2 separate regions of the Homo sapiens genome follow, and region 2 is linked to region 1. The links are chromatin contacts, found by Hi-C or POLR2A ChIA-PET in ENCODE. All regions are on one chromosome and are shown on one strand. Each heading gives the region's core, a stretch centred on a gene start or an enhancer-like site at or near the end of the contact. The rest is flanking DNA. Distances are from core to core; before and after follow the strand shown.

The links. Hi-C counts contacts between places; a loop is a spot of excess contacts on that map. ChIA-PET counts read pairs that join two places held with the same protein, here RNA polymerase II (POLR2A). Pooled maps may share reads with other maps.
Region 2: a loop to region 1 is called in a pooled map, with 1.8 times the contacts of the local background. The contact joins two enhancer-like sites. A Hi-C loop is called at or near these places in 1 of 168 maps with a recorded cell type or tissue (Calu3) and 3 of 50 pooled maps. POLR2A ChIA-PET finds 5 or more read pairs at or near these places in 2 of 52 experiments (BJ and PC-9).

What each region holds. Positions count from the first base shown.
Region 1 is chr18:57,914,707-57,917,406 of GRCh38, reverse strand. No RefSeq gene overlaps it. Among named protein-coding and RNA genes, the nearest start is that of LINC01897, 46 kb to the left of the region's middle. Within about 2 kb of position 1,331, at least 5 of the 41 ENCODE cell types and tissues checked have a DNase peak (open chromatin) inside an H3K27ac peak, as active enhancers do.
Region 2 is chr18:58,011,892-58,014,591 of GRCh38, reverse strand. No RefSeq gene overlaps it. Among named protein-coding and RNA genes, the nearest start is that of NEDD4L, 31 kb to the left of the region's middle. Within about 2 kb of position 1,296, at least 4 of the 41 ENCODE cell types and tissues checked have a DNase peak (open chromatin) inside an H3K27ac peak, as active enhancers do.

The DNA.
Region 1 (2,700 bases), core at 82-2,581:
GCCTAAAGCACAAGCAACCAAAGAAAAATAGTTAAGTTGGACTCCTTCAAAATTAAAAATGTGTGTGCTTCAAAGAACACTACCAAGAAAGTGAAAGGACACCCCACAGAATGGAAGAAAATATTTGCACATTGTCTACTGACTAGGAATTTGTATCCAGAATATACATGGAATTCTTACAATTTAACAATTTTTAAAAAACAATTTAAAAATGAGCAAGGGATTTAAACAGACATTTCTTCTAAGAAGATATATAAATAGCCTGTAAGCACATGAAAAGATGCTCAGCATCATTAGTCATTAGAAAAATATAAATTAAACTCACAATTTTACACTCATGAGGATAGCTAAGATGAAAAAGACAGAAAATAAAAAGTATTGGTGAGGATGGGGATAAATTGTAACTCTTATACATTGCTAGTGGGAATGTAAATGGTGCAGCCATGGTGGAGAACAGCTGGGCAGTTCCTCAAATGACTTTCCCTCTTACTCCATGTTCCCACATGGGGGACAACCATCACTGTAATACTTCCGGTATCTTTCTCCATTCACTTCCCCCCAAGACACACACACACACAAATGAGACAGACAGACATGGGCTGGGGATGGAGGCTTCTTCCCTTCTGACCAGGGGCTTTGCCTCTCTTATCGTGGGAGTGAACCTGGCCTTGGAAGGAGATGAATTATAATGGAAAACGGAGAGGGAAAAAATACAGAAGACCACCCTATAGTGGCCTCCCCAGGCCTGTTTTCTATTTAGGCATTCACTTTCCTCCCAAGGGCCTCTGTGTCGTGGGGCCAAATTCTGTTCTTTGCTAAATGGCCTAGGATTTCCTCTTGGTATCACAGGCTTCAAAGTCTCCTGGTGCGTCACACTCAACTTCCTGTCCCCCGGCCAGATTTCTGTCCTGATAGCAGGGTGTTTCCTGGGCCCTCTCACTGCCTGCCTCCCTCAGCTTTGAGAGGCTGACTGGCCTGTGGACCATTTCCTCGACCTGTCCTTCCTCTCCAGTGTCTCTGAGCCCACCTTCTCACCTGGTCACAGTTCCTGCTTCCTGCCAGTGCCCTGAGTCTAGTGACTGCAGCCCCTCCTCTGGTCACTTCCTCCCACGAGGTTCTGCCTTGGAACCCCTGGTCCTGGCCTCTCCCTGTATCTCCCCACTCCCCTTCTCTGCAAAGCCCTGGCAGGAGGAACTAGGACAAAGGGACTAAATGGGAAGGGCTAAGAACTCTGGGAGACAAAAGGAACCTTTGTTTTCATCTGCTCTCTGCTTCTGGCCAGCCCCTTTGCAGAGCTGTGCCATCCACCGTCATGTTCACATTCACCCCCTGATCCACAGCACATGGCCTGGCCTTCCCTGCCATCTGTCCAGCAGCAGAACTGCCTGGCTGTGCTCATTGCAGACTGTAAATAAACCAGTAGTCTCCACTTCTAAGGGAAAACCAGAGCACAGAAATTATGTTAATTCCATTCCTAACCCATTTACATGCATATATTAATATGAATCATGTTACTGCTCCAGCTGTTTCATTATTACAAATACTCTTTGGTGATAAAACCATCAGGTACAAAAAACAAACAGCTCTCCTTCTAGCCTCCGCCCTTTCACAACTGCCAACTCAATCTTGCTTAACTCTACCAGAAAATCTGCTATAGCCATTAGGAATTTAAAGCCCCCCAATAATTTAGTTTCTTTCAAATGGATATTAACTGTCATGTTCCAAGGAAAATGTCAGAAACAACAGGCTATGGTAGCTGGTTGGTGCTGGAAGTTATTTTAGAAGAACTTGAATCCCAAGCACACAAGTTCATATGCTCACTAAGATCAATGCATGTCACACTCTAATGAGTGTTGGATCTTACATAATCGTTGAGCAGATGGGCTGTAGCCATGATTTTGTGCAAATGTAAATTATCCTCTAAATGAGATGTGCTTGAAAAAGATACACCAGGCTCAAATTTCCAAACACAGAAGGGAAAAAACAACTCACCAAAGCCCCATTATTTACTCAGCTGGTTTTGAATGCAAGTCTCCTAGCCAATGTTTTGAAAAATTTATCCCACAGTCTTAAGAAAAGGGAGAAGTCAAGGGCTCTGCACATTTCATCTTCCTTTCCCAGCCTCCAACAGCAAGGCATCTGCGGAGAGAGAGGAATTTCGCTATTTATTGTAAGGTACAGTCCAGGAAGGTTCACATTCTAATCCTTTTTTTTCTTTAATATATTTTAAATGGAGGTGTAATTAACACACAGTGAAACGTGTAGCCCTTAGATGTTTCAGACAAATAAACTTTGACAATTGTAAATGTCCATGTAACCAACACTCAAAACAAGATATAGAACATTTTCATCGTGCCAGAAAAGTTTCCATCCCTACCCTCAACCGGGAAACTGCTGATTTTCTTTCTGTTACTATAGAATCAGTTGTGTCTGTTTTAGAATTTCATGTATGTAGAAGCATACAGTAAGAACTCTTTTGCTTTTAGCTCCTTTCATTCAAATAATGTCTTTGAGATTCATTCAGCTTGTTGCATGTATTTATAGTTTGCTTTTTAAAAAAATTTGCTGAATATATTTCATTGTTCCATGAATGTATTCTATTACTGGAATTAGAATCCAATGATGGAATGTATTTTATTATTCCATTATTCCACTGAATAGACTAAAATGTGTTTATCCATTTACCTATATCTGGACATT
Region 2 (2,700 bases), core at 47-2,546, 97 kb before region 1:
AGGATCACTTAAGCCCAGGAGTTTGCAATTACAGTGATCTATAATCGTGCCACTGCACTCCAGTGTGGGTGACAGAGCAAGAATCTATTTCAAAAAATAAAAATAAAAAAGTGAAATAGCCATATAAATAAACCACGAAATTCAGCATGGTAAGTGTTCAAGTAGATGGTTGTACAATGTATAGGTGGAGCACAGTGGAAAGAACACTTTGTTCATTTTTAAAGTATTTAAGACCTATTGTGTGCCAAACACTATGATAGGCATTGAGGGAGATGAAGGAATAAGAAAAAACATTCTTGCACCTTTTCTTTGTGTGGGGTAGAAGCACTCTTGAGAAGAAATTAATTTTGAGAATCTTCAGAAGGATTGAGAACAGTCATTATTATTCAAAAACCTCCTAACAGATCCCACTAACTCGGGCCCAGTGGTAGAAGAGAGAGACTGAGAAAGGAATGATCCCTGCCAACGCTTCTGGCCCAGAGAAATCTCTTAGCTCTCTAGGAGCTAAGCTGTGTTGGGTCAGGCAGTTATTTTTCTCTGATGTTCCAGAACATTGCAAGAACACGTGGCCAAATTTGGTTCACTTTAACAGGGGTCACTAGCAGGGCTTTCAGCAAATGTTTAACCAACAGGTTTGCATTTTACTAGCAGTATAGTTACCATAATCTCTCTTTGCTGACAGATTTGCAGATCAGAGGTCAATAGCAGCTTTGAGAATAGTTATTGATTCATGAAGTCAAATATTCCTTAGTCCTTGCCAAACATAGACGCCTTTCTTCACCCAGAGTAACTGGTACGGGGGTAGTTTTTACCTGGAGAAAAGGAATTCTTCTAAGGCCTGTTGTGTAATAGCGTTGTAACAACAATGTATATATTCCTGGCATCTGATTTCATTCAACACCCAGATTCATTGTCTTTCAAAGAATGTGTTGACTTTGCCACCACTTTAGTCATTATTTACTTTGGGATAGATAATGTGAGTCAAAACTTTAAAGGTGGTGCCCACAGCCTACAGATTAAAGAAGCTTCAGGCAGGGAGAAACTAAAGCAATGTAATGAGGAAACAGAAAAATCCCATGTCACCTTTTTAACAGCAACAATCTTGCTTTCAAGACCTGAGTTAGGATTCCTGGCGAAGCCAACACTGGCCTGATGCTCAGGATATTCTCAGGAGGCAAAGTAGATGTAGGCTGCCCCATTCAATGCATCATGTCATGCATACCGTTTCTTCCCTGAGCTGGGAAGGAAATGGGAGTAACATTTGTGATTCACAATTTTATTAATAGCATTCATTGAGCATACCAAATGTGTGATATGCATGTCATTCAATTCTCATCACACAAGCTGTCCTACACAATTGGGACTGAAAAAAGCTCTGTGTCAGCAGCTTATGACAACAGCCTTTTCAACCAGAGCCTCAGTTTATACTTGAGGAAGCTGCTACCCAGAGAGGTTAGGGACAGTTTTCAACGGCCATGCAAGGAACACCAGAACTCTGAGTTTCTGGGCCTCTCCTCTGCTCTACCCATTGCTCTGTTCATTGATAGAGAAATACCTTAGACCTGTGCTTCTCAAATCTTACCTGCATGCAAGTCCCCAGGGATCTTGTGAAAATAAAGATTTGATTCAGCAGGTCTGGGGTGAACCCAAGATTTTGCATTTCCAACAAGCTCCTGGTGGTGCCAGTGCTGTTGGTTCCTGACAGCGCTGAGTGAGAAGGCTGTAGATGATTGTGTGTTCTTCGTTGTTCTCTTCAACGTGACATTTTCAGCACCAGTGGTGCCCTTTTCTATCTTATTATATATAGATTTTGAACTAGTGGTGACATTATATTAAATATGAAATCTGCTAAAGGTTCTTGAGTTCTGAAATAATGCTAAAGGGATTCATATATAGAGCATCTTCTTAGGAAACTTTAAAGCATCTTTGAGTCATTTTTCCTTGAATGTCACTCCTGTCACCATTGAGATATGTACCAGCACTAAGGACCAAAGTGTGACAGATCAAAGCACAGCATTGATTGTGCAATCATTGGCGTACACATATAGACATTTAAAAAAATGTGACAAAGCTTTTAAATATATTTTGGGTCAACACCAAGATATATTTTTCAGAGATGCAGCAGTGTGGTAGTGGTCATTTGCCAGGGATTGGGATTCTGGATTCCAATCTCTCTGCCTCTCCCACATAGCCTTGAGAGCTGAAGCTCCAGCCCTCTAGGCCTCATGGTCCAGATCTATAGGAGAATGGTTGGAAGAGATAATCTGGAAGGCTTATTACTTTCTTGTTTTATGGTTGGTGATGATTAGCATCTTTCTTTTCTAGAATGACCTACCACAAAATGTAGAAAGCCATTTTTCCCTTTGGGTAACCAGGAAGATTTTGATGAAAACAGCTGGCAAATATAAGCCAATTATTGGCTTCTCTTAGCCTGTTGCTATAGCAGAAGGAGTCCTGAATTAGGAGGCTGCAGATACGTGCTGTGTAATATTGGGCAAATTACTCCATCTCTCTGAGTCTCAGTTTCATCATCTGCAAAATGATAGGATTGATGCTCTAAGTCTATTTTAGTAGTAATGATCCATATAATAAATGGAAACAGTTAATGAATTTCTTGAACCTGGTTTTCTTTTCTCGTTTGTCCCCAATCTTTACCCATGATGAAAGGAGTGGGTCCCCAACCATGCCCCCTATCCTTAT